Regions from separate parts of the Mus musculus genome. Here all the other regions are linked to region 4. Evidence: chromatin loops called from intact Hi-C (ENCODE). Cell type or tissue: heart. All regions are shown on one strand. Links, peaks and the distances in the headings refer to the core of each region. The heading gives the core; the rest is flanking DNA.

Region 1 (4,350 bases), core at 89-4,088, 140 kb before region 4:
TGAACTGGCCTCCAGGCTGCCTGTAGCTGCTCTGGCCTGGTGGCCCTGGAGTGTCCCTGAGGAGCCGGCTGAGTGCTGGTCACGTGCTCTGTCGGGGCCACCCCCACCTGGTCCTGAGGGCCCCCTGTGTTGGGGGGCGGGGGCTCAGCCTCAGGGCCCTGCTGCCCAGCTGCCCGCTGGGCCCTGCCCACCCTCTTGCCTCGGGGCTTTCGAGCTCGCCCTCGTTTCCCAGACATGGCCCTGAATCCAGTGCCTCTTTCTCCAGATGTCTGCTCCCCAGGGGCCTGGCTCATCAACTGGCCTGGTTAGGGAGCTCAGAGGACATCCCAGAGGCCACAAGAGGTTGCTTGCTCTCAGCCAGGTTCAGCCCTCTGCTCCCCGCTGTCCCAAGTGGCTGTGCTACCCCTTGGCTGATCTCCGCACCCCGGTAGCAGAGCCCAGGGCCCTGGCTCTGCCTATAGGCCCCACAGGTCCCACTCTGTGGCACTGGGCCACACCAGAGAGTTTATAGAGACTTTGGCGGCACAGTGGCTCACCCTAGCCGAGGAGGCTGACTAACACGCTGACACAGGGTGCGAGACTTTACAGGCCACAGACTTCACTGGCCAGACTGGGAGGGAGACTGAGAAACTGGGGGCGGCTCTCAGTAGCTAAACTGCTGCTTGAGGACTTGCCTGGTCCTGCCTGGGTGTCACCAAGCCCCCCCCCTTTACCCCACCCTCAGTCTCTGGTCGCGGGAAACTCAAACTGGCCACAGAGCCAAGAGCTGCATCCCAAATGCACCAGCCAGCCCTAACTGCCCAGACCCTCACTGGCCATAGGTCATCCCAACCCAGCTGACCACTGGAGCCCCAGGCCTACCCGGACGAACCCTGCCAGACAGGAGTTTGCCAGAGATGAAGGCCCACCCTAGGCCCAGCATGAAGCACTTGGGCCACACCGTGGGCTGGTGAAGACACTGAGCCTTCAAAAGTCTAGATAAAGAAGAGTCTAGCTTGGCTCCTGGGATGGGGTGTGGGACCTGACTACTGCCATGATTGGGAGTCCAGCACCCCCTTTAAATTAAAGCAAGGCCTAAGGGACCCTCACGTGGCCCACCTGTTAGTCCCAGGGGTGGAGCTGAGGGTCCAAGACCAACTCTCATCTGAGGCTTCCTTCCCAGGCCTCCTGTTTCGAGGAGTCGCTCCAGGTGACATCCTCCCCAGTTGCTCCCCAGCCCCAGCCCGCTGACTCACACCCACGCCCAGAGCCTCATCCCAGCCAACTCTGCTTCACTGGCCAGACTGGTTTGCCTGGCCCAGCCCTGCCCAGCACACACACACACACACACACACACACACACACACACTATCCACCCTGCCCCTGCCCAGAAACCCCAGGAGCTGACTGAGAGCTCCAGACAGGTGTCTGGAGAAGAGTAGGAGAAAGGCTTTGCTGAAGGGCTTGGGAAGTGGCAGGGGCATTGTTTGGGTGGGAGACAGCAGGTAGGACTACGAGAGGCATGCTTTTTAGGGGCTTCCACATGCCCAGGCCTGGGGTTTTTGGTTCCAGATACAGGTTGGTTCTTGATAGTAGCAGGTTAAAGGTGTATTTGCTGTTGGAAGACGAGGCTCATTAAAATTGCTGCATGTGCTGGCCTCGTGAGTCCTTCCCTAATAGCCTGGGAACAAGCCTAGCTCATACCCCATAAATGCCATCTGAAGTTGCAGGGCTAAGGAAGAACTCACATCCTTACACCTCTGCTACCTTTCCTTCAGGGAAGCCGAGAGAGAGTCGCCAGCTGCAAAGGAAGGCAAGTCATCCAAGCAAAGGGTCCTTCTCTGAGAACCCCCAGGCCCCTGCAGGTGAGAACCTGGGTGTCCTACATTTGCTGGGGGGGGGCGGTGATGGTTGTGGGACTGGCAGGAAGGGGACCGCCCTGGGCCCAGATATGCATGGTATGCATGAGTGTACATATGCACACGTGTGTACGCACAAACATGCAAAAGCATGCACGCCTACATGTATACATGTGTGCGTGCCCGTATAGTCTATGCAGCAGGCCAGAAACAGGCAGAAAATCCGCCCCCCACCCCCCCATGTCTTGCTAGCCCCTGGCTCCAGTCTGCCTCCCAAAGGTCTCACTGAATCTCCGGCCCTGAGCCTGTCGCCCTCTGGCGGTAGTAAAATGATCCAGCCACAGCTGTGGCTGGGGAGTCCCACCATGAAGTCCAGAGTCCTGTCTGTGCCTGCTTCCTGGGCTCCAGTGCTTAAGGACAGGAGGGCCCAGGTCCGGCCAGCCTGCTCCCTTCCTGCCTCGGGTCCCAGCTCTGTGTTTCCAAGACGCAATTAGGTTAAGACCTCAGTGCCGGGGCCCCCAACCCCATCTTCAGCTGCCCTTCTAACTACTCTCTGGGTGCCTTGACCCCAACACATCTAGCCAAGCTCCTCCAGGCTCATCCCTCCATCCACAATGTTCCCAGTGACTGGTGTCTGGACCCACTTCAGCTGGCCCTGGTGTTCCATACTTTCCCTGCCTGGTTTCTGGGTCTACTTAAGCTTCCGACGCCTATTCTCGTTGGCCACTCTGCCTTGCCTTGCCCTCTGCCTCTCCCTCCAAAGCTGTCTGTGCAACTCTCGGAAAATGCTGCACCCGTGTTGCTTGCGAACACCCATGTCTCCTGGCGAACCTCCGCCCTTCCCCTCCTCGGGTGCTGGGATCAGGAGACCCAGCCTTATCCCGAGGACAGGATGCATGTGAGGTCTGTAGGTTGTTCTAGTGTAGTTGTGTATGCCTAATTCATTGACCTGGGTTCTGCATAGCTCAGGGCCAGACAGTCCGGAGTCTCATCAGAGACGGATGTGTGGGGATGCAGTCTCCAATGGAGACTCAGAGCAGAGGAGATGCCAGATGGGAGGAGCCAGGATCCCTCAGAAGGGCTAGTGCTTGTTGCCCACACTGCATGCACACCACCTCTGTTGTCCCTTGTTCTTGCATATACTGGGAAGACCTTCAGTGGCTGGGCAGGGTAGCCTCAGGAATATTACTGCTGGGGTGCCAGGAGTGCATTTGGGGTTTTCCACCCTTTTTTTAAAAGCCTTATTTATTTAACATATATGAGCATCCTCTGTTGCTGACACACCAGAAGAGGACATCAGATCCCGTTACAGATGGTTGTGAGCCACCACATAGTTGCTGGGAATTGAACTCATGACCTCTGGAAGAGCAGACAGTGCTCTTAACCGCTGAGCCATCTCTCCAGCCCCTATTTGGGGTTTTCTAGAAGAGACCTCCACTCAGTTCAGGCTAATGATGGCCCTTTCACAGCATCTGGTGCTGGCTCAGAGCTGGGCAATGGTGGGGAGCAAGGGTGGGCTCCACCTGCAGCCCAGGCTCCCGGGCTTAGGAGTGGTGGGAAGATGCCGACTCTATCTTCTATGCAGAACGGACAGCTGGCTGCTATCCCAACCTGTTGCTATCCCAGGACTACTCCAAGAGACACTGAGAACATACCATTTTCCAGCCTTTTTTTTTTTTTTTTTTTTTTTTTTTTTTTTTTTGCTGCTCAGCCCTGATCACTATGGCTTTCTGATTACCCTCTGGGCCGTCAGCCAGAACTGATGGCCTGGGAAGAAAGGTGTGTTCGGCAGGGGAAGTCTGGTCCAGGTCAATCTTAGAAGGACGAATGCTGGGATCCAGTCCTCTCCACCACGGCCACTCTGTTCACAGCCTCCTGTCTGGGGTTCATGGGATGGTTATCAGGTGTCCCCAGATTCTAGATCCTCTCTAGGGATGTCACTCCACATGCCACTGTCCCCACAAACCTGTTCCCCACCTTTCCTCAGACCTCCCCTCCCATCCTTGTTTCCAGGGTGATTCCTCTCAGTATTTCCCAGGAGGCCGCCTTCCACTAGCACCCACTTAGGACACACTTCCACACTCCCAGAGCAGTGGATGGCCAAGTGCTCCTAAAGGGGGCCGTGTCTCCCTGCCATGCCTCAGGAACTTCAGGCCTAGCGGAGGTTGATGGCAGTTCATCTGGGTCAAGGTGTATACACCATGTCTGACCCGCCTTACCACCATTCACTCCCGCCCGGAGGCACGGATGAACAGCAGAAGACGGTGTGACACCATGTCTAGCTAGGCCTGGGTTGGGTCAGGGTTGGTGAATGGAGATGCAGATATGACAATCTCTCTCCTAACTCAGGGCGTCTGTGTATGCCCCAGACCTGTGGACTCAAGAGCCCCAGTCCAGATGTTCAAGGACTGTGTTGAGCTGTTTCCCCGTGCTGCAGGGACCATTACCATCAGTGGAGAGTCTTACAATACGCAGTATGCATCCATGCCTGCTATCCAGAAGTCCTGTGGGT
Region 2 (4,350 bases), core at 279-4,278, 440 kb before region 4:
ACTGCCACCCAGCCAGCCCTCCACCACTTGTCTCCTCCCAGGGACCCTTGTCTGTGTTTTCAACCAAGAACCGATGGCAGTTGGTAGGGCCGGTGCACATGACTCGAGGAGAGGGAAGCTTCGGGTTCACGCTGCGCGGAGACTCTCCAGTCCTCATCGCTGCTGTCGTCCCTGGGGGTCAGGCTGAGGTAAAGGCCCTCTAGCCCGGGGTGCTGGAATCCTAGAGGACCGCTAGATACTGCCACCACCTCACCGATCCACATTCTCCGCAGTCCGCTGGCCTGAAGGAGGGCGACTACATCGTGTCCGTGAACGGGCAGCCGTGCAAGTGGTGGAAGCACCTGGAGGTGGTGACACAGCTGAGGAGCATGGGCGAGGAAGGCGTGAGCCTGCAGGTCGTGTCATTGCTGCCCAGCCCTGAGCCACGTGGCACAGTAAGCGCTTGGCCTAGGAAAAGCTCCCCAACCCTCAGTCCTACCCAGCCCTGGTTGTCCCCAACCCCACCCCCGGGTCCTCAAAGGGAAAGTAGCTAGGTAGCCTTTAGTAGGAGTGGCTTTCTGGGCAGTGGTCACCTCTGATGGTGCCTCCATAGCGTGGCTACTGTCCTACTCCAGATGAAGCGCCCAGACCACCTTGGTGGGGTTTTTGTCCCCAGAGTAGACCAGGCTATCCCAGAGGTCACATCTGTCCAGCATGGCCACCCCGGGTTTGGGTGGCAAGCAACAAACAAGGAGCCTCGCATGGCCACTTCAAATGCCCCTAACATGCCCCTAACACACCTATGGCTCCTAGAAGGCTCTAATATTTTCTCAGGGTGGCCACAGATAGGGCAGGCAGTGATGGCTGACAACATCCATCTCTGTCCTGGCTGCAGGGACCCCGACGGGCAGCACTGCTGTGGAACCAGAGAGAGTGTGGTTTTGAGACACCGATGCCCACACGTACCCGCCCCTGGCCCATCCTTGGCTGGAGCCGCAAGAATAAACAAGGCAAGACTGGAAGCCACCCTGACCCCTGCACCAACAGGAACTGTGTCACCTGCCCCTGAGCTGGACACCCCGTATCCCTGTGTGCTCAGGATGGCTGTGGGGGCCATACTCCTATGTACATCACCCTGGAATCAGCTCCAACTAGCCAGATGTGCCTAGCGGGGTCTGTCCTCTACTCTTGGGGACTATCAGGCTGCCCCCACCTTGCTTAGAGATGTCTATTAAAAATGCTGGTCAGATGAGGTGAGTCTGAGTCGGGTACTGAAGCTTCGGTCACTTTACCCCACCAGAGAGATGTCTCAGTGTAGTCCAGATGTAGTTTCCCTCTGCAGAGGGCAGCAGAGCTGGGGCTGTCCTCCAGCAGCAGGCCCCTTGGCCCCTGCCATGCCTCATCTACTCTGCGGATGCCTGGCTCTATCCTCACATCCAGTTGCTCTGGGCATGTACCCTGACGGCTCCACCCTGATTCTGCCTGGTTCCTAGTAGCCCTTCTGGTCACCAGCCTCCCTTGCTGGTTAGTCAGCTCTTCCGTGTGTAAGATCTCAGCAAAGACATTTTTATCTCCAGTCCCCTCATGCTTCCCCAGCTTCCAGACCATCCTGTTGCCCATTCTACCTGCTCCCACGCAGGTCCTGACAGGTTCCCCAGAAGGATGGGCTCAGGACCCGGACTCAGAGGGACAGGGTGGGGACACCATATGAAACGCAGTCCTGAGCTATGCATGGCTGAAGCCATGAAGATGCTCTCCCTCAAAGGCCCTGGAAGGTTCCGCATGGAAACAGAAAGGCTGTATGTATCTCCGTGGTAGAGAATGCAAGAAACCCTGGGCTCAGTCCCCGAACTAGAAAGAAAACAAAACAAATTAGATGGAGAACTTGCTCTCTGCAACCACCAGGGGGCGGCTGTCACCCATTCATGCAGCCCGAGGAGGCTGCAGCTCTTCCAACCCCCAGGATTCTGAGAACCTGAGGACGGCCCAGGAAAGAGAAGCAAGCGGCCATAGTCAGCAACCCACCCACGCCCTTTCAAGCCTCTGCCCAGGGGCTCCCAGGGGAGAGCACCCAAGTCCATGCTCCAGGTCTGCCTACACAGTCCAGGGCTCTGCCGCCCATCACCCTGGCCAGACATCCGCGTCCAGGGCCAGCCGGTGAGTGGAGTGAGTCCTGAAGACGCAGCTTTCTTCTGAAATAGGAGAGGCACCCACCCAGGGGATCCACTCACCTGCCCTCCCGGGACAATCTCCAGCTCAGCAGAATGGACAAGGCCGCTCAGGCTCCGCAACACTTGCAAATTTTATTAATAAAACTGTGTGTCAAGGAAGCCATTACATGATAATCAGGAATGACAGGGGGGCAGACCTTGTGGAGGACAGTAAGCGTGGGACACACACACAAGCACATCTTGGGTGATCTGTTGAGATGACGCCTGGAGCTGCCCCTCGCCTGCACAGTGAGTGGCTAGGCTACCAGGGCCTGTCTGTACCCTCTCCACTAATCTTTCCATGCCGCCTTCGCCTTCACTCCTGGGCCCTTGCTAACTGAGCTCTCTGCCTTAACTCTCAAGTACCTGGCTCAAAAGTTTCCCCATTTCAGGGACCTCTCTTAAGGCCCTTCCTGTGCTGTGGAGACTCCTCCCAGAAGGAGGACAGAGGTCCTTGACTCAGGCCCAGCTGTCAAGGTGAGAAAGCTCCCAAGACCAGGTAGAGTCTAGAATTCCATCTGGGCTAGGACTGAGTGACCAGGGAAGCCCTACCTAGCCCTCTGTGTGAACTTTTTAGACGAGAAAATGGGTGTATGTAACGCACACTGGCATGCTGGAGGGTATTGGCCCTGATCTTCACACACACTGCTACCCTAATGGACCAGCTGATGGGTACCCCACCGAGAATGTGAGCAATCCTGGTTCTGGCCCATTTACCCTGGCTTATCTCTTCCTACCATCCCACCCCACACAGTTCCCCAAACCTTCTGACCTAGCTGGCATCTTCTCAGCCTTTAGAGTCGATGTCCCCACCTTGGGCTGCTTTTGCTTGGCCACACCCCTGCTCAAAACTGCAGCCTCTGGCTTGTGGATCACAGGTGAACCCTGGGGTCATGAACAAGGATAGGGCCAACTGGCTAGTGAGGGCTCCGAGTACCTGCAGAGGACAAGTGACATATGTCACACATGTGCTGCCCAAGAGGGAAGAACAGGGACCGGCCTGTCTCCTCACAGCCAATGAGGAGCCAGGGTCCAGAACCATCAGGGAGATCACAAGGCTCGTAGAAGTGAGGTGCCTGTGCGCACTGGCCACACATACAACCCAAGTCAGCTCACACCACGGAGGGGTGCTTCATTTTCAGAGTGGCTCCCTGGGCAGGAGGCTGAGACGTGCGTATGCTGTGATTCCTTTCTGCTTTGCCAACAAAATCTGCCGAGAGGGGAAAAGGCAAACTCTGTTTTGCTTGAATCAGCAGTGAGAGGCCCGGAGATTAATGTGGGAGAGGGAGGCGCAGAAGAGAGAGTGGGGGTGGAGATGGAGTGAGGGCGGGGTGCACGTGGAGTGGGGGGCTGGTGATGGATAGTCAAATAGAGATGGCCAGGTGGAAGGACCCTGCTACCTGCCTCAACCTCAGGGGCCTCAGGGCTACCGTCTTCTAGGCCCCTCCTTTCACATGTGTGCTTTGGGTCTGAGGCCCAGCCCAGAGCCTCCGCCTACCACTCGCACCCCCCATGCCCATCAATATTTTATTTTGTTCATTGTTCCCACTGGCCAGGGATTTGTGAGTTCAGCTGCAGACATGGGAGAAAGCCGTGCACCAAAGCTCCCAGGCCGGGGAGGTGGGTCCCTGAACTCCTGTCATCCCTTAGTAAATTTAACACTACACGGTTGGGCTGTCCAAGGAAGAGGGGTGAAGATGCAAGCCAGACATGTGTCCTGCCTGATGGGGCACCTAAGTCAGGAGCCCACAGTAGGGGGTGGGGGGGTTCTGGCTGGGTACTGGCTCAAGTGGGGAGAGGCAACTGATATAGGACAGATGCAGGAGTGAGCTACTCAGAACTATAGCCCAGGCGGGGGAGAAAAAAGATGGCCAAGCCAGAACAAGGCACAGAGTTACAGCGGTTTAGTTGCCTGTGCCTCCGTTTCCCAAAATAAGAAAGAGGGTGAAGACCTGCGGCTGGCCTTGGAGGAGCTAGATCAGTCCAGATCACACTAGCCTGGCTAGAAAGCCTATCGGCTTTCGGAAAGCCACTGCCAGAGAACAGCCATCACACCGTGGCCTGCCACGGCTCTTTACCAAGAGCACAGAACCCACAACTCTGGTGGGCAGGGCAACAAAACTCTCTAGACAATGGGGGCCCAGGACCCTGGCTCCCTCGG
Region 3 (4,285 bases), core at 1-4,000, 73 kb before region 4:
CGCCCCGCGGGGATCCAGCAGGGCAGCTCCGCGGCCGGCCCACCCCGCCCAGCTGCCGGAAACTGGAGTCCTCGAGCCGGAAGCTGCAGTCGAGCCCCAGCCGTGGCCGCAGCCGCGCGCTCCCGCTCCGCCTCCGCCCCGCGTGCCGGGGACCACGGTAAAGTCCGTACGAGGTCCGGGTCGGGCCGCTGCGCACCCAGGGTCCCCTCCGCACCCTGTCCCAGCCGACGACTCACTCCTCCGAGCTGAGGGCCGCCCCCTGGCCGCGAGGGACTCACTTACGAGAGCTATAGTCGCCGTCGCCATCTTGCGTCCGTCGCGGCCGCCGCGCGCGCCACAAGCATCAGCTCCCTCCGCAGTCTCGCGCGATCTGGGCGTCGGACGCGGAAATCTCGCGACGTACGGCATAGCTACGAGAGCGGAGACCGAAACGCATTTCCGGGGCGGAGCAGGCCGTTAATGTACCGGAGGAGGACGGGGCGGGCCGGGGTTTTGGAGTGGCGACCCGGAGAGCCCTCCCCTGGTCGGGGGGGGGGGGGGTCGACATTTTTGAGTCAGTTCCGTCTGCCTCTTTTCCTACCACCCTATTTTAGTTGAGTCCACTCGCTGAAAGCTCGTAGACTGCGGAGACAGAAGACAAAAAGACTGATGCATCGTCCTTTGCATTGTCCATCTAAAGTCAGGAATCCTCATTCATTTTGAAATATGGTCTCTTTCCTAGTGAGAAAATAGCCGTTGACACGAAGATGGCCCCCAAAAGATGGCTCCCCAGCCTGTCCTGTGGTTATTGTCCTGTGGGCATAAATGTGTACGTTAGTCCCCAAGTCCTGAGCTATGTGTAAATATGTAGTTCATCTGGGCTTTGTGGCCGTAAGGCTGCCTGCAAGGCACCAACCACATCTGTAAGCTCAGGCACCTTCAAACTCCACCGGATAGCCATTCTCGTTTTCCACCCCTCGGGTTTTCAGACTTTAATATAGAGATCTTTAGCAAAACATGGCAGAATATTTTCCTCCCCCTCGGTACCCCCTTTAAACAGGAAAAAGCTCTACTGAAAGCAAACCTAAGTGGGCAGAGAAGTGGAATGCTGGGGAGCCAGGGGAGGGCCTTAGCAGGCTGGTGTGTGATGCTTGTGTCTTGAATTCTCCGAAAATGTGCAGATAGTTTAAAAAAAAAAAAAAAAAAAGTAGGTGCCTCCAGACTTCTATCCCTAATACAGGTTACTAGTCGTTCTGGCTCTGCCAACAGTGCCTGGAGATTAGCTCCTCCTGGGAACGAAGCGCTGAGACCCAGCTTAGCATCTCACTCTTAAGCAAAAGTGGCCAGCCAGAATCACCAAGCAGAAGAGCATGAAAAGAAACCAAGACAACAAAGGAAATGGAAGATACCTAAAGATGTTGCATCCCCCAAACAAGAAAATAAAGATCATGAACTTAGATTTCCCCATTTAAAAAAGAGAAAAATTAAAACGGCCAGGTGTTGGTGGTGCACTCCTTTAATCCCAGCACTTGGGAGGCAGAGGCAGATTTCTGAGTTCGAGGCCAGCCTGGTCTACATAGTTCAGGACAGCCAGGGCTACACAGAGAAACTCTTGTCTGGAAAAACACCCCCCCCCCAAAAAAAAACAAAACAAAATCTGCAAATGAGCGATTCGATAAGTTGAAAAATAAAGTTGAGCTATGTGTGGTGGCATATACCTGTGATCCCAGCACTCCAGAGGCAGGGGCAAGGAGAAGCTCTGTGAATTGGAAGCCAACCTGGTCTACCTTTCCAAGTAGTTCCAAGCAACTGCCAAGACTACATAGAGAGATCCTGTCTCAAAACACAAAACAGAAAACCCATAAAGTTGAAAGTTTCAAGAAAACAAGCGATAATCACATTGGCCAATATTCTTCAAGAATTAGAATTAGATGGGCCCACTAGAGACTCTGAAAATACACACACACACACACACACACACACACACACACACACAGGATGTTGAGTGGGCTGGGTCTCACCACCACCACCAGGGGGAACCCCAGGCACCACCCTCTGATAGTGATGGACCTTGCTTTTCAGAAAAATCTTTGGTAAGCTGATAAAAACTCTGAAATGTTGAATCTGTCTTCTCTAGAACTAGCCAGAGATCAGACTGCATGATGACAGTATTTGGCTGCTTTAGGTATCTTGTGAGTCAAAAGTGAAGAGTCAATGGTTTTTAACAAGCACTGCTTCTGAGTGCCTGTTCCAAGCATGGGCAAGGTGGATCTCTGTGAGTTGGAGGCCCTGCTGGTCTACCTTTCCACTGAGTTCCAAGCAAATTCCAAGATAGTCATGACTATATAGGGAGATCCTGTCTCAGAAAAAAAAAAAAAAAAAAAAAAAAAAAAAGATCAGGTTGGCCTTAAACTTTCAGATCCACCTGTCTCTGCCTCCAGTGTGATTCTATGTACCCCTGCCAGCAGCTGATGGAACAGATGCGGAGACCCACAGCCAAACGGAGCCTAAAATTGGAGATTTGTAACCACAGAATCAGCTAAGCTGGCCTCACAGGGCCTATGCTAGCTCCTCTGCATAAATATTATGGTTGTTAGCTTGGTGTTTTATGGGACTCCTAACCATGGGAATGGGGGTGTCTCTGACTCTTTTGCCCGCTCTTGGGACCCCTTTTCACCTCCTGGGTTGCCTCATCCAGCCCTGATATGAGGGTTTGTCACATCTTGTTATGCTGTGTTGGGCTGAGATCCCTGGGCGGCCTGCTCTTATCTAAAGGAAAACAGGAGAGTGGGTGTGATGGGGGAGGGGGAGCTGGGAGGGGTGGAAGAGGAAACTGTGATTGAAAGCAAAACAAAATTAAATTAAAAAAAGAAAAGAAAAAAGTCTTCACTCTGCCCTTGAGCCCTCTCAGAGCAGCTAGCTCCTGCCCGTGCTTACCCATAACCACCTGGTAAACAAATGTAAAACAATAGAAAATACAAATTCAACATCTCAATAATTTATCTAGGAGACAGGAGAGAAATCAATGAACAATTCAAGAAAATGTCATCTTTTTCTTTTTTTTTTTTTTTTACTGTAGCAGGTCACTGATAATTTCCAAAACACTAGGCAAAGAAAGAATGAGGAGAAACAGAAGAGCTCTTACACAAAAGGTCAGAATTCCGAAGCATGGCAATTCCTGGAACTAGAAGAATGTAACATGACACCCTTAAGTCCTGAGGAGAGAATGCTTTCAGCTAAACAAACTTCTCACAGTTTCACACGTCTAAGATTCGAATAAGGATAAACAGGCAAAGATTCCATAATTTCTCATCCATTCTTCTCTGGGAAGCTTCAAGTGGGGGTAAGTGAAGAGGAATGCATGGGTCCCGGAGAGGAGAGAGAGGCATGCGGACAGATCCTGGTGCAGGGCAGCCCACACTGAGGACTGAACCACAACACAGGAAGAGGCAGCAGGCTCACTCAGTGGAGATCCAGCAAGAGAAGGGTAGTCAGTTGGGCTTGGTCCTAAATATTGAGAGGAGCCCACAGATGAATTAATGGCAAACAGAAAGTAAGGAGCAGAGCTGGGGAGTGGCTCAGCAGTTAAGGGGGACTTGCCACCAAGCCTGATAATCTGAGTTCAACCCCTTGAGCCCAAATGGTGGGAAGAAAAAAAAAAAAACTAACTCCTACAGGTACAGGTTGCTGTATGACCTCCTTGTAAGCTATGGCACACACCACAACCACCACCACACACACACACACACACACACACACACACACACACACCCCATTTAAAAGAACTAAAAAGGAAAATTATTAACTTCAGAGAAAACAAAAAATTGTGCAATACGGAAAATATAGTGTAGGACACGTTGTCCTCTGCTAAAACCTACGCTGATGGAACTGTAATACTCATCACCGATGCCCATCAAAGTGGGGTGATGCTGGGGCAGAGAGTGGGCAGGTGATTAGCCCTACAGACTGCCATGTGGGGGCACCATGGAAAAACCAGTAAACAGGACTAAAAGCGCGCTTGTGGGGGCACGGTGGCACATGCCTTTAATTCCAGCATCATGTGAAAGTGAAGCAAGCCTGGTCTATGTAGTGAGTTTCTGGCTGTGATGACTATTCCTGGTTGTCAGCTTGGAATGAACTCCAATCCAGAAAAGGAGGGTACACCTGTGATCCAGATCTTGAGGCTGGAAAATACAGGCTTCCGACTGGACCCTGACATGCAAGTTGAGGCATAGTGACCATGGAAAGCTTAGGTCCAGGTAAGGTAGCCTTTAATCCTAGGAGACTGAGACAAGCAGATCTCTGA
Region 4 (4,350 bases), core at 242-4,241:
TTTCTAGATTGTGTCAAGTTGACAGCATCCCCAGCATCCCAGAGACTGAAGAGTTACAGCCTCTTCTCACTCGTGTCGCCTGCAGGGGTTGGCTGAGGCTCAGTTCTGTCATCTTTACTCCAGGACCTAGCCAACCATCTAGAGCAGTGTGGTTCTTCCTGACTGATGGTGGGGTAAGAGTGCTTAGCACTCTCTGGCACTAAATACCATTACCTCACTGGCTATTACTGGTGACACAGCCTAGTGGACCAGAAGAGGACAAGGCAGTGCTTCCCTCTGTTGTGTGACTGGAGACACAGGGGCATCAGTGCACAGTCCCAGTGACCACCCTACACCTCATGCCAGGGAAAGGGTTGTCTCAATTAGGGCTTTATTGCTGTGAAGAGACACCATGACCAAGGCAACTCTTATAAAGGAAAACATTGAATTGGGGCTGGCTTAGTTTCAGAGGTTTAGTCCATTATCATCATGGTGGGAAGCATGGCAGTGTGCAGGCAGACATGGTGCTGGAGGAGCCAGAATTCTATATCTCGATCCAAAGGCAGAGAAGGAGACTGTATTCCACACTGGGCAGAGCTTGAGCATAGGAGACCTCAAAGCCCACCCCCACTGTGACACACTCCCTCCAAGAAGGCTATATCTCCTAATAGTGCCACTCCCTATGGGCCATGAATTCAAACACATAAGTCTATGGGGGTCATATCTATTCAAACTACCACAAGGGTCTTGGTCGTGTGAGGTATAACCCCAAGTAGGATGAATGAGGCATGCGTGGATGATGGTTCTGCTTACGTCATGTGGTACCGATGTCGCTAAATACCACTCTATCTCTGCCAAGTGAAAAGCACTCTCCCCATCTAACAGGTTTGTTTGTTAGTTTGTTAGTGTGTTTGTTTGTTTGGGTGTCTTCAGAGTTATTAACCCTCTGAAAGCAGGCACCAGCCACTGAGGACCTTCAAGCTCTCTTGCACTGAAATGTTAGGGGATGTATGCACCACCCAGTACACATCTTAGTAGAATTTCCATACAGACATTTTATTTGTATAGTTCCACAGATCAATAAAATATTTTTAAGACCATGTGGAAAAAAGCCTCGAGTTTCCTTCCAAAAACAATGGATACACTGTTGCGATAGCTTTGCATAGCCAGAGGGCAACAAAGGAGTGCTTGGCTGAGCAGGTCAGGGGCTGGGGCTGGGAGCTCTGAGGCATCGCCCTTAGAGTTTTACAATTCATGTTCAAGCTTCTCTTTTTTCCTTTCCTTTCCTTTCCTTTCCTTTCCTTTCCTTTCCTTTCCTTTCCTTTCCTTTCCTTTCCTTTCCTTTCCTTTCCTTTCCTTTCCTTTCCTTCTCTCTCTCTCTCTTTCTTTCTTTCCTTTTTTTTTCTTTTGGATTTAGACACATTCTCTCATTTGAGATATTCTCCGAAGATGATGTCAGAAGGCACAGGCTATCAACCCATGGGGGGCCGTGACCTCTTCGGTGGTGAACAACCCTTCCACAGACGTTGCCTAAGACCATCAGCAGATGCAAGTGTTGGCATCAGGAGTCATAACAGTAGCAAAATCACCATTATAAAGTAGCAGTGAGATAACCTTATGGGTGGGGGGTCACCAAAACATTAGGAAGTGCACTAAAGGGTCGCAGCATTAGCAGGGTTAGAGCCTGCTGGCATAGGGAAATGTCAGATCCTTTAGAGGCCGGGTTGCAACCCTAAGGGGTCATGTGGGAGAGGATCTTGGAACATCATGGCACCAAACCTGCTTTGAGTGTCATCTACACTGTAGGCTGACTTCTCTTCCCAATGTTTTCCTACTTCCTGCTCAATCTTGTGGTCACATGCAAATCAGGCCTGTAGGTTCACTGGCTGAGGCTATAAGGCACCCACTATGTTTCCAGGGCTATTGTTCATCTCCTTTGACCAGTTGGTCATACAATCTTCCTCCTCATGCCCAAAGAGACTTGAATAAAACAAAATGCACATTCTTTTCCTTTATATATTATATGCAGTAACCGGGATCTATTTTTAATAAATACTCCAGGATTAAGAGCACTGGCTTACTGTTCCAGAAGACCTAGGCTTGATTCTTGGCATCCATATGGAGGCTCACCCCATCTGTAACTCCAATTCTAGGGGACTCCTCTGGCTTCCACAAATACCAGAACACACATGATACACAAGACATACATGCAGGCAAAATACTCACACACACGAAACGCAAATCCATCTAAAAATATTTTAAGAGAGAGTGTCTGTAGTGGTGGGGAGGGGCATGGTGGCACAAGCCTTTAATCTCAGCACTCAAGAGGCAGAGGTAGGTGAGTTCGAGGCCCATCTCCTCTCCATAGTGAGACCCTGTCTTAAAAAAGAGAGAGAAGTTATCAGTTAGAAGAACTCCTATTCAATGAGTTTCCTAAAGCTTTTCTGCCTGGGGTCACGGTGTTTGGCGATATGGAATCTTGTGTGTGAGGAGAGTCTGTTCCAGGATGCACTCACTGGCTGTTTGCTGTCCCCAGACAGCGACGTCTCTCCAGAGACCCTGGTCAGCTGTGTGTTCAAGTGTCAAGGGCACGGGTTGTTTGAGATGATGTCAGGCTGCCCAGGCCTTTGGTCCTGCAAGAGCTGAGGTGGCTCCTCTCAGATCCAACACAATACCCTCTTTCTTCTGTTGGCAACACGCATGAGCCAGGAGCCCTTGAGTTTGTTGGAACAAGAGCCTTTGCTACCCTCTGCTGGACGCGTCTCATAACAGCGCCTGGCTGCTTTGTTAAAATACACACATGAAGTCATGAAACAACTAAGGGAGAAGTCAGTGACACAACAGTGCATCTCAGAGGTGGCTCTGCGACTCCGCGACTCTGAGACTCTGCAGCTCTGCGGCTCCTCAGCCCAGGGGTCCTTGCTGGAGCAGCTCTGAGCTGGCCTCCAAGACAGAAGAAAGGTCAGGCCAGGGGAGAAATTTGAAGTGCTTTTAGCATATATCCCGATCTGTCTCTTGCAACCCCTGTCCTCAAGGAGGGCCAGGCAGGGCCTCAACTGGTGAGATGTGAGGGTGAAGACAGGGGCCCAGCCAGCAGCCTGGCCATCCAGTGTCGCCCAGGGCCCCAGGGCCCAACATCTTTTGACCAAACCTGAAAGAGGAACCCAGGGAAGGGAAGACGAGCCTAAGGTCCTTAATGACTCCCATCTATTCTTCTCTGACCTTCTGTGGCTAATAGTCCTTTAAACGGTGGCCCCATCCAGTCCTACAGCAAATGCCCTCTCTTGATACTGCACCACCCTCCTGGATATCTTGCTGACTCTTGTCATTTGGAGGATTCAGACTTTCCTCCTAACAGGCTCTGGAATGTGTGAGAATCAAGGCTGGTGAATTCAGCAAGCAGGGCTCTGATGGGGGCGTGGGAATCGTCCACTGTGTGCTTGGTGTTCCCAATCTGTTACGTTCTCATAGACAGAAATGTCCCTGTCCCAGCATTTGGGTACCTAGAGGCCCCATTAGGGAAGGGTTATACAGGGTTATATAAGTGACAAATGCCTGTAACCCCAGCATGTAGAGAGTTGAAGTAGGAGGGTCAAGTTCAAGGCCAGCTTGGGCTACACGATGAGGTCAAGGCTAGCTTGTGTGTACTAAGACCTTCTCAGAGAGAAAGAAGGAAAAAAAAATACAGATAAAAGATTCACCCACCCCCATGCCCCGTATGTCAGTTTACAGATGATGGTTGACTTCCAAGAGCTCCTGCAGATGAGCAATTGACTTTGTAATGCATAGATTTAAGAGGCTGGGCTGAGGAATGTTCAAGTCCCATCTTGCAGGTGCTTTTCCACATGATAAAGCTTTTATTCTGAGTGAATAAGAACAAGAAACCCTGTCCTTTGAGGAGATGTCCACGGAGACGAGCCACTGGCTGAACGTCGTACACACCTTTCATCCCAACACTCCAGATGCAGAGGCAGGCAGATCTCTATGAGTTTGAAGTCAGCCTAGTCTACATAGTGAGTTCCAGGACACCAGAGCTATACAGCGAGGTAGACCCTGTCTTAAAACAAAACATCTAGCAATTGGCTCACACTCCAATGAGGCTCTATCTTAAATAAGACGCATCTTAAATTTGGTGTTCTCTCAGTCACGTTGGGTCCCTTTTATCCCAGGAGTTGGGGACCCTCAGGACACCCTGCTGTGTCAGACAGGGAGACAGAGTGGGGCTGGAGATAAGAGGTTCTTCTACCTCAGAACCTTCTGGAGTGGATAGCCGGATACCTCCCATTCCTATCGAGGTGTGCTGTTCATTTTTTTGAGACAGGGTTTCTCTGTGTAACCCTGGCTGTCCTGGAACTCACTCTGTAGACAGGC
Region 5 (4,350 bases), core at 167-4,166, 210 kb before region 4:
CGCCCGCCTGGTTATTCCCAAGGCTGCAGAGATGCAAGCTTTCCTGCTCCTGTTTTTCTTTATGTGTATGGGTGTCTAATGTTGGTTTTTATTCTCCTGATGGAATTGTTGTCTCTAAGGTTTACTGCCTCCATCTCCTAGCTTGCTAGTCCTGGAAGCTTCTAGCCTCTGTCCAATCTAATCTAGGCCTAAACTTGTTTTCAGCCCCTGAGACTTGCTGCTGAATAAGCTCATCCCTTCTGGTTCTTTCTGGAATCTTCTGGCTGGTTTAACTCAGCTGTTCTGTATCAAACTTGTCTCCCAGCTGACTCACTCAGTCTGGCTTCTGAATTGCTCTGCTTGGCCTCCAACTAAGTCTGGTACTCTGTTCTAATCTTCTGGCTCGTTCTCTCCTCAAACTGTCTGTAAAACTGCCTCTCTTCTTTCTCTAGACTGCGGGCCCCTTAAGTGGCTTCCCTTTCTTTTCTCTTCTAGTAAGAGTTGGTATATCCTGTTCTGTCAAATCTTTCTTGATTTGTCACCTTGTCCGCCTCTCAATCAGACATCACTTCCAAACATGGGTGCTTCCTTGTACAAACTATCTTTGCCTTCATTGTTTGGGATTAAAAGTGTGAACTAAGGGTGTGTCTGTAGTCCAGCCAGAAGGATTAAAGGTGTGTGCTAAGGGCTGAGCTAACAGTATCTTGGTGTTCACTGTGTGATCCTATCTTGCAGCATGGGTGTTTTGCCTGCTTGTTAGTCTGTCCATCATGTGTGTACCTGGTACCCTCAGAAGCCAGAAGAGGGCGTTGTATCCCCTAGAATTTGCGTTACAGAGTTGTGAGCGGCTATGGGGTTCTGGGGAACTTGAACCCGGGTGCTCTGGAAGAGTAGTCAGTGCTTTTAACTGCTCAGCCATCTCTAGCTGCCGAGTTGTAAGAGTCACCGAGAGGCACACATGATTCTAAGCTCTTCTTGTAAACAGCTGCAGGCTTGTGTCCAGGTAGCGTAGTCATTCTAAGTCTGATATAAGGGGCTGAGGTGCAGCTCACTGGTAGAGCACTTGCTTAGCATGCATAATATCCCGAGTTCCATCCTTAGCACTCCATAAAATAATAAAAGTCAGAAGGTATCGGTGGTTTCTAAAACGTGAGCGTATGCAGGTCCTTGCCAAACCCTGTGGCTGGCTGGGTTGCCTTGAACTTCCTTATACTGAATGCCAGTGAGACTCTGGTGCCACGGGCTGGCAGCACTGCCTTGCTGTAGCTTTAGGGGTTCTGAAGCTTCAGGCTTGCATGGAGCAGAGCAGAGCACTGGCCCCTGAGAACAGCCAGCTCTTAGAAGGGGTGATGGGAAAGGTTGAGCTCAAGTGTTGTCTTGGTTAGGGTTTCACACTGTGAACAGACACCATGACCAAGGTAACTTTTGTAAGGGACAATATTTAACTGGGGCTGGCTTACAGGTTCAAAGGTTCAGCCCATTATCATCAGGGTGGGAGCATCTAGGCAGGTATGCAGGAGCTGAGAGTTTTCTGTCTTGTCCCAAAGGCAAATAGGAGAAGAGTACTATCTTCCAGGCAGCTAGAACAAGGGTCTCTTAAAGCCCACCCCCACGGTGACACACTTCCTCCACAAGGCCACACACACCTCCTAATAGTGCCACTCCCTGGCCAAGCATATTCACCACAACTGTCTAGTAAGTGACTCAAGTGTTCCTGCTAATTCACCTACATACTTGGGGAAGAATGGTGGTAGGAGGGGATTGGAGAGCCTTGAAGGTTTTAAAATAGAAAGTCACCATTTCATTTATGCTTTGAAAGGGTCAGCCTGCTGGCTTTGTAGAAAGGCCGTGGAGGAGGAGAGTGTGAAGACAGGTTAGAAGACTGTCACCCTGGTGCCTTGAGAGACACCAGTAGAGGGAGCATTGAGGTTCTGAGACAGGAGCAGGGTGCAGGATAATGGCCTGGCCTACAGGTCAGAGAGCGCATAATAATACATAATACATAATAAATAATATCTTTTTTTTAAAAAAAAAGTAACAGAGGAGAGGAGATGTAAGATAAACTCAGTGACCATTGAGTGTCATTGTGGAGAGGAGAGACAGTAACTGGAGAGGAACTAGAACTTGGGAAGTTAGCTTGGTATTCATGTTCTTTGAGATAGGAAATTGGGACGTTCCCCAGAGTGCTTGAGACTAGATAAGTGTACCATTTAGTTGTTTGTTTTTCTTTTTTAAGATTTATTTATTATTATATCTATGTACACTGTAGCTGTCTTCAGACTTACCAGAAGAGGGCATCAGATCCCATTACAGATGGTTATGAGCCACCGTGTGGTTGCTGGGATTTGAACTCAGGACCTTTGGAAGAGCAGTCAGTGCTCTTACCCGCCCCATCTCTCCAGCCCCCCATTTAGTTTTTTAAAGTGAGATGCTGATGCTCCACCTACAGGATGTCAAAGGCCTCTTGTTCCCTACTGTGTCACTTCCAGCTTGCTTTCCCCAGTTAGTGGAAGAACTCGCATTACTGTGTGCTGACTTGGAATGGCAGGCTAGAGGAGCAGAGAGGTTTTTATCTCAAGAGGGAGGGCGCGGTGGCTTGATGAGATGGGATGGGAGAAGGCCTAGAGCAAGTGGAGGTGAGGACCTTCTTCAGGTTAAGTACAGCTTGATTCCTGAAACCAGAGGGAGGAAGGCTGATGGGAACGCAGGTCAGTGGTGGAAGTGGCCATTCCTGTCTCCCTGCCTTTCCTCTCACTGAAGTAAGGGTTAAGGGGTAGGAAAAAACATTAGATATTTTAAATGCTTATTTTATGCATATGAGTGTTTTACCTCTGTGTGTCTGTGTGTGTTCGTGTGTGTCTGTGTGTGTGTGTGTGTGTACCACATGTGGTCCTGGTGCCCACAGAGGTCAGAATGTGGCATCAGATCCCCTGGAGTCACAGACAGTTGTGAGCTCCCATCGGTTTGTGGGCTGGGAACCTGGGTCCTCTATGAGAACAGCAAGTACCCTCAACCTCTGAGCTGTCTCTAGAGCTCTAGTGATGGATTAAAAAGAAGAGTTGGGTGAGTATAGAACATGGCTGACACACCCTTAGGGTGTCAGAGCTGTCAGTGTAGAGAGCAAGAGTTCAGACAGATCCAAAACAGGTGGGATCTAGCCAGAGCTGGTCTCACACAGGTGATGGGAAGAAAAGGGCAGGTAAGGTGCAGGAAAGGATTCTTTTTTTTTTTTTTAAAGATTTGTTTGTTTATTTATTTATTTATTTATTTAGTAAGTACACTGTAGCTGTCTTCAGACACTCCAGAAGAGGGTGTCAGATCTCCTTACAGATGGTTTTGAGCTGGGATTTGAACTCAGGACCTTTGGAAAAGCAGTCAGTGCTCTTAACCGCTGAGTCATCTCACCAGTCCATGCAGGAAAGGATTCTATACCAGTTCCTCACTGCAGGTACTGAAATCAAAGAATGCTTGAGTTTCTCAGAATGTTGTAGTTGCCAGAGTGATGGCACACACCTTTAATCTCAGCACTGGGGAGGCAGAAGTAGGTGGATCTTCGTGAGTTTGAGACCAGCTTGGTCCATATTGTGTGTTCTAAGCCAGCCAGTGCCACAGAGTGAGACCCTGCCTTAAGGAGAAAATGTGTAATGTTTGTATGCTCTCTATCTACTTACAGCTTTCTGTCCTTTAAATCATCTCGTTACTTATCACACCTAATACATTGTGACAAGTAGGTAAGTATGTTGTTTTCAAGGAATAATGGCCCTTCCCCGAAAAAGGGACACGTTCATGTTTGGTACAAATGTAGGGGTTTTGTGTGTGTGTGTGTTTGCTTGATTTTGTTAATTTCTTATCTGAGGTGGGCTAACTTTTGGGTATAGAGCCCAACCATTTATGGGGGCTAAGTAGATATAAAGTGAGAACATTGTGCCAGTGAGGCTAGGACAGGAACTGCCCGCATCACTCCAATCATTAAGGGATTTCACAGAGGGAACCAGATTATAAGGCCACTGAAAGAGGGAGAGGTTAGAAGTGTGGAGATTCTAACTGGGTTCTTGGCTTCAGGCTCAGTCACTATAGGTCAGAAATGCTGCTAGCACTGAGGCCCTGAATGCTACAAATAGCCTAAAGGGAGATGCATTCTGGGTAGGGACAAGATAAAGATCACACGATGCAGAATGTGAATGAGGGTGGTGGGCAGTCGGAGTGATAGAGTTTATTTGAGTGATCTTGGAATTACATGTCTTGGTTTTTAAGTAGAGTCCTGACTATATCCCTATCCCTCTGTCACCCACACAGGACACAAGTTAGAAGAGTGCTGTGTAGCACAGCCTATTTGTCCTAAGGTTGGCCATATCACAGGTCGGGCCGCAG
Region 6 (4,350 bases), core at 260-4,259, 62 kb before region 4:
TAGCCTTGCCCAGCTCAGTGGGAGGGCTGAGGAGGTAAGGCTGGGAATCAAGAACCCAGGGGGAGAAGGGTGGTGTCCAGGGGCTGGGCCAGAAGGTACGCAGGTTTTAGAGGTTGGGGAGATCCCCAGAGCGGTAGTAGGGATCCAAGAGGCACGTGGAGGTGGTCCCAGTATGACACCGGTGTTCAAGGAATGGGGGTTTCTCACCAGGGCTTGGGGCCAAAGGGATCCGAGGGCCTCCAGAGGCCAGGGCGTCCGGGGAGACCCTCATACTGGCTCGGCCCCACGGATCCCATGGCTTCTATCCTTAGGCTACGGGACGGCGGCGTCACCCGCACCCGTGCCCACCTGCTCCCGCCGCTTCTGCCAGCGGCCACACGGGCTCTCCTCCAGGATGTCGCTCTCGTCCTCGCTCTCGTCCTCCCGCTCGCGCTCCCGGCCTCTCCTCGGCGCCGGCTCCGGGGCCGCCATGGCTCGGCGAGCCCAGGCCGCCGCCCTCCGCGCAAGCCCTCGCCCCGCTCCCGCCCGCCCTGGCCCAGCGCCCAGCAGCCCAACCTGGAGCCCAGCGGAGCGGCCGCCGCGAGCCCTCCTCGGCTCCGGGAATTGGGAGGCGCGGGCTCGCAGCGGACCCGAGGGAGGAGCCGCCCCGCCCCTCCGGAGCCGCCTCTGCAGGCCGGTGCTGGACTGTAGCTCGATCCAGGGCGGCAGAACCCCGCCCCAGGCACGCCTCGTCCTCCCAGACCACTCCTGCTTCCCCCAAAGCTCCGCCTCAAAGAGACGCGCCCCTCAAAGGCACCACCCATTCCTGCGGAGGCCTCTCCAAGGTTTCCCAGGCAGCTGTGGTTCTCCCAGCAGACTGTGCCTGGCCTCTTCGGGAACCACTTTTGCCCAACTCTTGAAGCCAGTTCTTCCAGCACCGCATCCCGATCCTGCTCCCATGACAAGTGTCCTGAACTCGGCCCGATGTAGAGAGTCTGAATGGGGCATCAAGGGTCAAGGGCATCTGGGGGCAGGCACTTCAGTGGTAAGAAACCATATGGTCTCAGAAATGGGACCAGTTCCCTCCTCAGGTAGCCAAGGAACGCATCACTAAAGATGCACCGCAGCAGAGACTGATGGGATACTCTTTAAATCCTGACTGCCTGTCTCTTCCTGGACCAGAATTCCGTGCAAACCCACTTTTCATAATGGCGAGTTTCTCTTTTCTCCCCAAATGTGACGCTCTCCGTTCCACTATGGGCTCCCTTGAAGCAATGGAACCACGAAGAGGGAGCATTTCTCACTTGTCACATCCAGCAGACTCCCCCACCCCCCGAAAACCTCTATCCACCCCTCAACTGCCCTCAGTCCTACCTCTGCCCTTCTACCCACCGGCACCTCCCCTTTCTATATAGAGACCCTGGCTGTCCTCTGATTTAAACATCATCTGACCCCTGACCAGCTCTGCCCCCCACTCTGCTCCTGACTTCTGTCATAGCCCGCTCAGAATGCTGCAGCTTGCTGTGGACTTCTACCTATCCTGAGAAGGGTTAGCTAGTTTAGCAGATCAGGAGGGGTTAACCCTCTACTGGCCCTAGAAGTCAGAACAGGGCCAATGCTTGGAAGACAATTCCCATGTCCTTGGATCTACCTATTTGTGTCTGTTTAACTAGGACCCTAGCCACACTGGAGAGTCTGCACTAAGAACACAAATGATGAAGAGCCTTGTACCACAGTGTTAGCAGAGCCTCTTGGGGGGGGGGCAGGCACTACAGATAGAACCCGTTTTTTAAAAATGTGACATTGAGGGCTCGTTGGTTAAGAGTACTTCTGCTCTTGCAGAAGACCCAAGTTCAATTCCCAGCACTCACACAAGTTCACAATTACCTGTTACTCCACTTCCAGGGGATCTGCTGCCCTCTTCTGGTCTTGATGGGTACCAAACGCACATACATGTAGGCACTCATTATCACATACACATAAAATAAACCTTAAAAACAATGCACAACACCAAGGCTAGTGGCACGCACAGATCACAGCTGGCAGTAGCACATGCTGTCTAAGAACTGTAGGGGACAGGGTAACTGGATGCTCACACAGACGTCCCCTAGGTTCCATTCCACAAGACGTTTGCTACAGCTGGTTTCTCTAAGCAGCCTTTGTGGAGGTCAAACCTGCCCTCCTGACTGTTTGCTGCACTTGACAGGCCCATCCATCCCTCTTTGTGCTGACTGTGACTTATACATAGAATGCATCTTCTGTCACCCGTTGAGGCCACGTCCTTCAGGTGTTGACTCAGGTGTCATCTCTCCGACAAGACATCCCTAGGCTCCATGCTTGCACACCCTGTCTCCTCCCTAGCCTCACGAGACTTTCCCATGACATTTGGCGCTGGACCTGCCTGTGTTGGTCTGTTTCATCTGTCCATGATGGAATGTGGATCTATAAGGGCAGGGTGTCTGCTCTTGGTGCCAAGGGTAATGTTCATCACATGCCACGCCCTCATCAATGGTGTGATGGATGCGTGGGAGAAGGATGCATGAAGGCTTAGTAGGTGGTCCAAAGAGTCTCCCGAGGCAGCTGCATAGGAACCAAACCTCAATTCATTTTCTTCCCTATAGCCAGTCCCATGTCAAACAGGTATGTGCACTCTAACCCCTAGTACCTGGGAAATGGCCTTATTTTGAGACAAACTCTTGTTGGATCTAGAGAGGACTCTGGAATCCAACATTGGGCATGGAGTCTGAGGCTGAGGTGTGTTCTTGGTCACTTTCCTCAGCTACTGCTCCAGACCCAGTTGCCCTCCTGTCTCCGCCTCTACTCCTGTCCATCTTCCCATCCTGCCAGATGCTTACTATTAATGTCCTCTGGGCACACCCCGTCTCAATGGTCATCTGCTCCCTTGACATCTTGTCTTGTGCTTTAGCACTCAATTCCTTTCTCCTACCTCTTGTAGCTCTCCCAGGGATCCTTGGGTGTCCCTTCTGGGTCTCTCCGAGGCTGTCCCTGCTGAAGGGTAGGCAGCCGATGTCTGGTTTCTGAATTCCTGACCATTTCTTTCCCTCTGGCAGGTGGCTTTCCAGGCTTAGACAGATGTTCCCTGAGGCCAGATATTCCAGGGAGGAAGAGAGAAGGCCCCTCGCCTCATGGGCAGCACCCGGCATTGTGTTTTTTCGAAACTTGCCTCAAAGACCAGAGGAAAGCGGTAGTGAGAGGCTGGCCCCTTTGGGATGGGCACAAGGCCGTGGCTTCTGTTCTCGTTCCAAGGAAACCAATATTGATCTTCCAAGCTCCTTTGGGGAGCTCACCCCATGTGGCAGGAAACTACTGCTTCCCGACAACAGTCAATGAGGGCCAAACAGCCTCTCTGTAACTTAAGTTTGGAAGCGGTTCCTAGGGAGTGTGTGTGTTTGGAAGCGACCAACGGAGGGGGAAAAGAAAAAAATCAGCTGTTTCAAGAGATTTCAGGAGAATTGACATCTATTTAATCATTACTCACTACTAGGAAATAGAAGCAGCAGTGCTAAATGGAAGTGATGGGTCCTGCAGCCAAGCGCTCCTTGGGTACCAGGCCCCTCCTCAAGTGATGGAACTCCATCATACCCACCAAACGGCCTCCGAGGATGACTTGAGGATTGCGTTTTTATTCATTTCAACAATGTGCCCAAAAGATCAATTTGCACTTGGTCAATACAACAGAACAGACAAATACATGTGTGCTGTGTGGCGGGCACTGCTCTCCGTGGATGAGCTTTGAGCTCTTTGTGGGTTATCAGTAGTCACAGCATTCAGAATGCAGGAGACTCAACAACCATTCAGCTGCCTTCGGAGGAGAAGGAGGAGGGGGGAGGAGGAGACTAATGTGGACATACAAGTTATTTCTCTTGTTGAGAAGTCTTACTGGATGCCACAGGAAGGCTTATTCGCTTTTCAATATTGGCTAAAAAAAATAGATGGAAGTCTAAAACAACAATGAACTTGTGATACAATGTAACATTTCCCTTCTCTTTAAGAGAGCAATTATTACCAGGCAGTTATTGATGGGTGGTGGTGGCCCCCCATATCTTTTATCCCAGCACTGGGGAGGCAGAGGAAGGCAGATGTCTGCGAGTTTAAGGCCAGCCTGGTCTACAGAGCAAGTTCCAGGATAGCCAGGGTTACACAGAGAAATGCTTTCTTGGAAAAAACAAAAACAAAAGCAGAGGGGGTTATTTGAGCTATCCTAACAGATACCACAGGAGGCATGGTAAGTTAAAAAGCAGGAATTAATTTTCTCATAGAAGTCCAGGATCCCAGAGTCAGGATCTCTCCTGAAGCTCTCCCCTTGACATGTGAACAGGTTCTCCTCTCAACATCCTTGAACAATACCGG
Region 7 (4,350 bases), core at 252-4,251, 430 kb before region 4:
TATGGTTGCCGAGGGTTAGCTGCCCTGGCGGCATGAGCAGCTGAGGGTCGCACCTTGATCCATAAGTTGCAGGCAGAGAAAGAGATGATGGGAATGGTATGAGTCTTTTGAAACCTCAAAACCTGTCCCCAGTGACACACCTCCTCCAACAAGGCCACACCTCCTAATCCTTCCCAAACAGTCCCACCAACTGCGGACCAAGTGTTCAACTATAGGAGCCTTATGGAGGCCATTCTCATTCAAATCACCACAAGGTTTCTCCATGGAAAACACAGGGGCCATAGTTACCTGAGGGCACTGAGCATGCTAGGATTCTTCATGAATCTGAGTCCTACTTCAGAAAGGGGGGTGACCAGCACAGGTTGGATAGGTCTACTCTCCACACTAGGATCTTCAGAAAACATAGACACTCCAAGACATGTATTTATATAGCAGTGAACCCTTTGTCAGCTAAACATATCTCAAGTAACATGGGGGGGAAGAAGGAAGTAGGGAGATTCACCTAGGCTGGGGTGGTTCTGCCATTTCCCTTTGTGTTTCTGCCTTAGGAGAGCACACGCCTGCCTCAGAGCACACTCACTGAGGGAGAAAGGCGCATTTGCCTCCCCACAGGGGTGTGTGAAGGCTGAGAGACTCCCAGCGATGCTCCTGTCCTCCGACCTCCTTCCATATTTCAGTTTCCCACTTTCCCAGGCCCCCCCCCACAGCCTGGATTAATTTGGGAAGGACAATGTTTATATTAACCGTTCATTTATCGACGTCTGCTTGCTGGGTCAATGGCCAAATTTATTGTCTCACAAGATGGGCCGTATCGAGCCAAACAGCCTCCTCCCTCCCTCCGACAGCCTAGGGTGGAGAGACGTTGTCAATATGAAGTCCACTGACCTTGGGCCTACTAGTCTCTGCTGCGAACTGGGGAAGGAGTGAGTGGAGCTGGCAGCAGGATCAGCCCTGCATACACAGACCCACTGTGGAACCCTCAAAGCTCAGGTGTCACTGACCCAGGCAGAGCACAAGACAGAGAAGTTGGGTCAGAGAGTCAGTTGACCATGCACACACAAGGTGCCTGCCATGCCTAGTCCAGGCTACTAATAGGATGGAGGAGGCAGTCACCCAATGACAGGCTAGTTCAGAAGTCAGAGTGGATAAGCAGTGTGTCAGAAGAGGTTCCAGGGGCCCCAGCCCCTGCAGTACTGATGCCCAGAGCCCAGAGGCATCTGAGGGAGCCAAGGATTCTCCTCATCTTTTAGCTGTGCCAGCCTTTCTTCCAGGAGGATGAGGAGTTGAGGAGGGTGAACGAGGCCTCTGATCTCTGCCCCTGCATACGAGCCACAGAGTTCTGCCATATTAGAGAAGGGGTAGCGAGGCAGGGCTGAAATCCTTTCTGCTCTCTGCCAAAATCCCACCATGCTGCCTCCACAGCGCCCCCCAGGAGGACTCAACCCTGACCTATGGCCTCAACAGATGGCTCCAGACATTCCTCGGGTGAGAAGCTACGCTCTGATGAGGACAGGAGGACCAGAGCTGGTGTCAGCATTCTGCAGGCGACTCCAAGCTCAGGTCTGTGACCACCAGGCTCTCCTGCCCCTCCTCTCACCCGGTTATTTCATTTATTCAGTCAACAGTGGACATACTATGTACCAAGTTTTGAAGATAACTATCAGCCAGCAAAAGACTCCCCGACTTCTGGAACAGCCCAAGGCTAGGGTGCAGGCTGCAAAGCTGAGGTGCAGGCTGCAAGGCTGGGGTGCGGGCTGCAAGGCTGGGGTGAGGGCTGCAAGGCTGGGGTGCGGGCTGCAAGGCTGGGGTGCGGGCTGCAAGGCTGGGGTGCGGGCTGCAAGGCTGGGGTGCGGGCTGCAAGGCTGGGGTGCGGCTGCAAGGCTGGGGTGTGGGCTGCAAGGCTGGGGTGCGTGCTAGGTGGAGTGGTTTGGTCAGATGCAGAGGAGATTACAGATATGATGAAGTGTCTGCCTAGGGACCTGGACATGTGAAAGTCCTGAGGCAGGCACTGTGGGCAGCAGGGTAGTCTGGAACACATGGGAGACAAGCACAGAGCCAGCCAGGGGGACTGTGGGACTCTAGCACATACTAGTTAGAGAATGGGGGCAGGGAGAGTGTTCTGCGCAGGTTGGGAATGGTATGTTCTGGTGTCTTTTGTTTGCGGTGCTTCTTGTTTGTTTGTTTGTTTGTTTGTTTGTCACCTTTTATCTCTGAATGGCCTAAAACTAGCTAGAGACCAGGCTGGCCTTGAACTCACAAAGAACCACATGCCTTGGCCCCCAAGAATTGTGATTAAAGTATGCAGCACTGCCCCATTCTGGGGTCTTATGAAGGTGTCTTGTGTAGGGTGTGACTGGAGATGGTCAGAGACCAGAGGTCACACAGGGTGGACTTGTGCTGTGCCTCCTACAGGTTGGTTGCCTACTCCCTCACTCTGCCCAAAGCTTTCTAGGCTGTGTTTCACCACACAACCACTAGGAGGCGCACAGAGCCCAGATAGGTAACAGCTCTATGGAGGCCAGGGGCTAGTCAAAGGGCTCATTTGTTCACAAGCCTCTCGTCGATAGCTTGGGACGGCAGCAATGTTGATTGAGATGCCACACTTGAGTTAGAATCTCCACGAATGGTGATGAGCATTGATCAGCTCATCAGGGAACTGGCCCTGGCAATAGAGAGGGGAGGGGAGACTTAAGAAGGAGAAAGGGGAAGGGAGGAGGAGAGCAGAGGGGAGGGGGATGCAAATCGGGACAGACGGGAGGGGGCGGGCACGAACACAGCTCCACCCCCAGCCCCTTCAAGGTCTTATTTAAGCCCTGCCTCTCTACCTGTGACCCCGGGGACAGGAAGATCCCCACGTCTGTGTTCCCTTCAACAGAGGCGGGAGCCATGCCAGACCCAAATGCCTCTTCGCAGTTTCTTCTTATACACATAATTAATCGCGTTATTTCCTTGAGCTGTCTTAGATTGTAGACAAATGATTGAGGATTTCCACGTCCCCTTGGAGGGGGTTGTTTGTGTGTGCACGCCCTGTCAGCCGCAGCTTGCATTGCAGTGATAGAATGGTTCTAGCTTTCAGTCCTGTGGTGACTGGTCACAATCCCAAAGCCACACCCACCTACCTTAGACTTGGCCCCTGTCTGTGACTCTGCGGGACGGGGACCAGGCAGCACTGCTATCTCCAACCTTTCCTGCCAGCAAAGTTAATCTGCTGCTCTTGTCTTTTGCGTAAGGAGTCTGTCAGTACTGGGTCATTTTCTGTTGTTTGAACGGACTGTGGTTCATTCATGCATCACTTGCTGAAGAGCACCTTGGCTGCTTCACCACAGAAAAAGCTGCTGGAAACACTGTGTGGCTTTGATGGGGAATGTGGTTTTGGTTTTTGTTCTTGTTTAACAGGCTGGCAAAAGCCACGGTGCACCACCATCCCTGAGGCCTGCACCTCCCTTGGTGGGAAGCCACCTGTCCTTCCGTAGAGGCTCTGAGCTGCAAGAGAACAGTGTGTTGCTTCCTGATGGGCTCTGTACCCCCTGGGGGTACAGGATGGGGTACGCGCCACTGCAGAACACAAGCCTCCATCCCCTTACCCCTGTGGGCTCCTAGTCACCTCTGGCTCTAGTTACCAGACCAGTTGGTCACACTGGGTGTCTACATACCATCCAGCAAGTCATAGTTGAACCCCCTCCCCCTTCCTTCATTTCTATCTGTCTCTCTCTCATCCCCTCCCTCCCACTCTTTATGCCTGTATCCTCCCCTCCCCTCTCTTCCTCTTGAACACTTCCAGCCTTGGGTCCTGCTTATATGTGGACTGACCCCACACAACTGTGTCATCATGTCCTGTCTGAGCTTTCTCTCCTGTGTGCCTATCACCTGGATGGTGTAGCGACTCTCCTGTGGCTACTTCACTCAGCTCTCTGAGCTTGCGACGGCCTCTTCCTTGGTTCTCTCTCATTTCTCGGTACCCTGACCTCCAACATGTGCTTTGTGAGACTCAGAACACCTCAGAGGTCCCTATTCTGCAATCCTGAGTCTGGTATACGTGGGGGTGGGGGTGGATGAAAAGGGTTGCATGCCTGATGAGACACTTTACCTTTCTGACCCCTTTGTATCCGCCCCTACTCTACCCTGCTGGAACCTTCCGGTTTCTTCTCTGCTCTCAGCAGTGTGAGGTTTTATGGTTGTCTGGGTCTCTTTCTATCAGGCAGCAAAGCTTGGGTCCATTTATGGGAGTAGGGAGGGGCCTTCTTCTCTGTCTTTAGCATAGTCTGCTTGGTCCTGTCCAATCTTAGGTGCTTTGGGCGACAACTAAAGACCTTTGGTCTCACTGAAGGAAACTCCTACCTCTCCCTAAAA

What was found. Hi-C counts contacts between places; a loop is a spot of excess contacts. Peaks named below come from ENCODE experiments on the same cell type or tissue, not always from the same donor. Only the 100,000 strongest peaks of a DNase experiment are listed, where the experiment ranks them.
Region 1: a loop joins it to region 4, with 8 times the contacts of the local background. A loop is called at or near these places in 2 of 42 quality-filtered maps.
Region 2: a loop joins it to region 4, with 4 times the contacts of the local background. A loop is called at or near these places in 3 of 42 quality-filtered maps.
Region 3: it touches region 4 in a loop (6-fold over the local background); 30 of 42 quality-filtered maps call a loop at or near these places.
Region 5: it touches region 4 in a loop (2.8-fold over the local background); 13 of 42 quality-filtered maps call a loop at or near these places.
Region 6: it touches region 4 in a loop (4-fold over the local background); 30 of 42 quality-filtered maps call a loop at or near these places.
Region 7: it touches region 4 in a loop (2.9-fold over the local background); 3 of 42 quality-filtered maps call a loop at or near these places.

Annotation. Positions count from the first base shown.
Region 1 is chr15:76,013,146-76,017,495 of GRCm38, forward strand. It overlaps Iqank1 (IQ motif and ankyrin repeat containing 1), which reads left to right. Exons shown (of 14, transcript NM_001370920.1): 3 at 1,758-1,844. It also overlaps a transcript of Fam83h not described here. Among named protein-coding and RNA genes, the nearest start is that of Iqank1, 5.5 kb to the left of the region's middle. In heart, for the core only: a CTCF peak has its summit at 2,172 (motif pointing left); DNase peaks (open chromatin) are centred at 236 and 2,186; H3K27me3 peaks cover 2,006 bases.
Region 2 is chr15:75,713,178-75,717,527 of GRCm38, forward strand. Rhpn1 (rhophilin, Rho GTPase binding protein 1) reads left to right here. Exons shown (of 15, transcript NM_001163465.1): 13 at 42-188; 14 at 273-434; 15 at 875-1,242. The coding sequence ends at 1,048. Among named protein-coding and RNA genes, the nearest start is that of Rhpn1, 11 kb to the left of the region's middle. In heart, for the core only: a CTCF peak has its summit at 1,880 (motif pointing right); no DNase peak of the experiment used is centred there; H3K27me3 peaks cover 3,040 bases.
Region 3 is chr15:76,080,568-76,084,852 of GRCm38, forward strand. Puf60 (poly-U binding splicing factor 60) reads right to left here and starts at 379. Exons shown (of 12, transcript NM_028364.2): 1 at 283-379. The coding sequence starts at 306. Gm48952 (a long non-coding RNA gene) reads left to right here and starts at 1,959. Exons shown (of 2, transcript XR_003951572.1): 1 at 1,959-2,072; 2 at 3,059-4,285. In heart, for the core only: a CTCF peak has its summit at 2,031 (motif pointing right); DNase peaks (open chromatin) are centred at 64 and 384; H3K4me3 peaks cover 1,678 bases; H3K27ac peaks cover 3,004 bases.
Region 4 is chr15:76,153,395-76,157,744 of GRCm38, forward strand. No RefSeq gene overlaps it. Among named protein-coding and RNA genes, the nearest start is that of Gm35087, 23 kb to the left of the region's middle. In heart, for the core only: a CTCF peak has its summit at 2,737 (motif pointing left); a DNase peak (open chromatin) is centred at 2,727; H3K27ac peaks cover 1,029 bases; H3K27me3 peaks cover 705 bases.
Region 5 is chr15:75,942,612-75,946,961 of GRCm38, forward strand. The region is part of intron 1 of Zfp623 (zinc finger protein 623); the gene reads left to right. Among named protein-coding and RNA genes, the nearest start is that of Zfp623, 3.8 kb to the left of the region's middle. In heart, for the core only: a CTCF peak has its summit at 1,901 (motif pointing right); no DNase peak of the experiment used is centred there.
Region 6 is chr15:76,091,023-76,095,372 of GRCm38, forward strand. It overlaps Nrbp2 (nuclear receptor binding protein 2), which reads right to left and starts at 668. Exons shown (of 18, transcript NM_001358359.1): 1 at 349-668. The coding sequence starts at 471. It overlaps Gm41349 (a long non-coding RNA gene), which reads left to right. Exons shown (of 4, transcript XR_003951571.1): 1 at 1-34; 2 at 312-1,024. In heart, for the core only: CTCF peaks have their summits at 392 and 1,903 (motif pointing left); a DNase peak (open chromatin) is centred at 709; H3K4me3 peaks cover 861 bases; H3K27ac peaks cover 796 bases; H3K27me3 peaks cover 2,906 bases.
Region 7 is chr15:75,725,295-75,729,644 of GRCm38, forward strand. No RefSeq gene overlaps it. Among named protein-coding and RNA genes, the nearest start is that of Mafa, 21 kb to the right of the region's middle. In heart, for the core only: a CTCF peak has its summit at 2,475 (motif pointing right); a DNase peak (open chromatin) is centred at 2,467; H3K4me3 peaks cover 836 bases; H3K27me3 peaks cover 2,817 bases.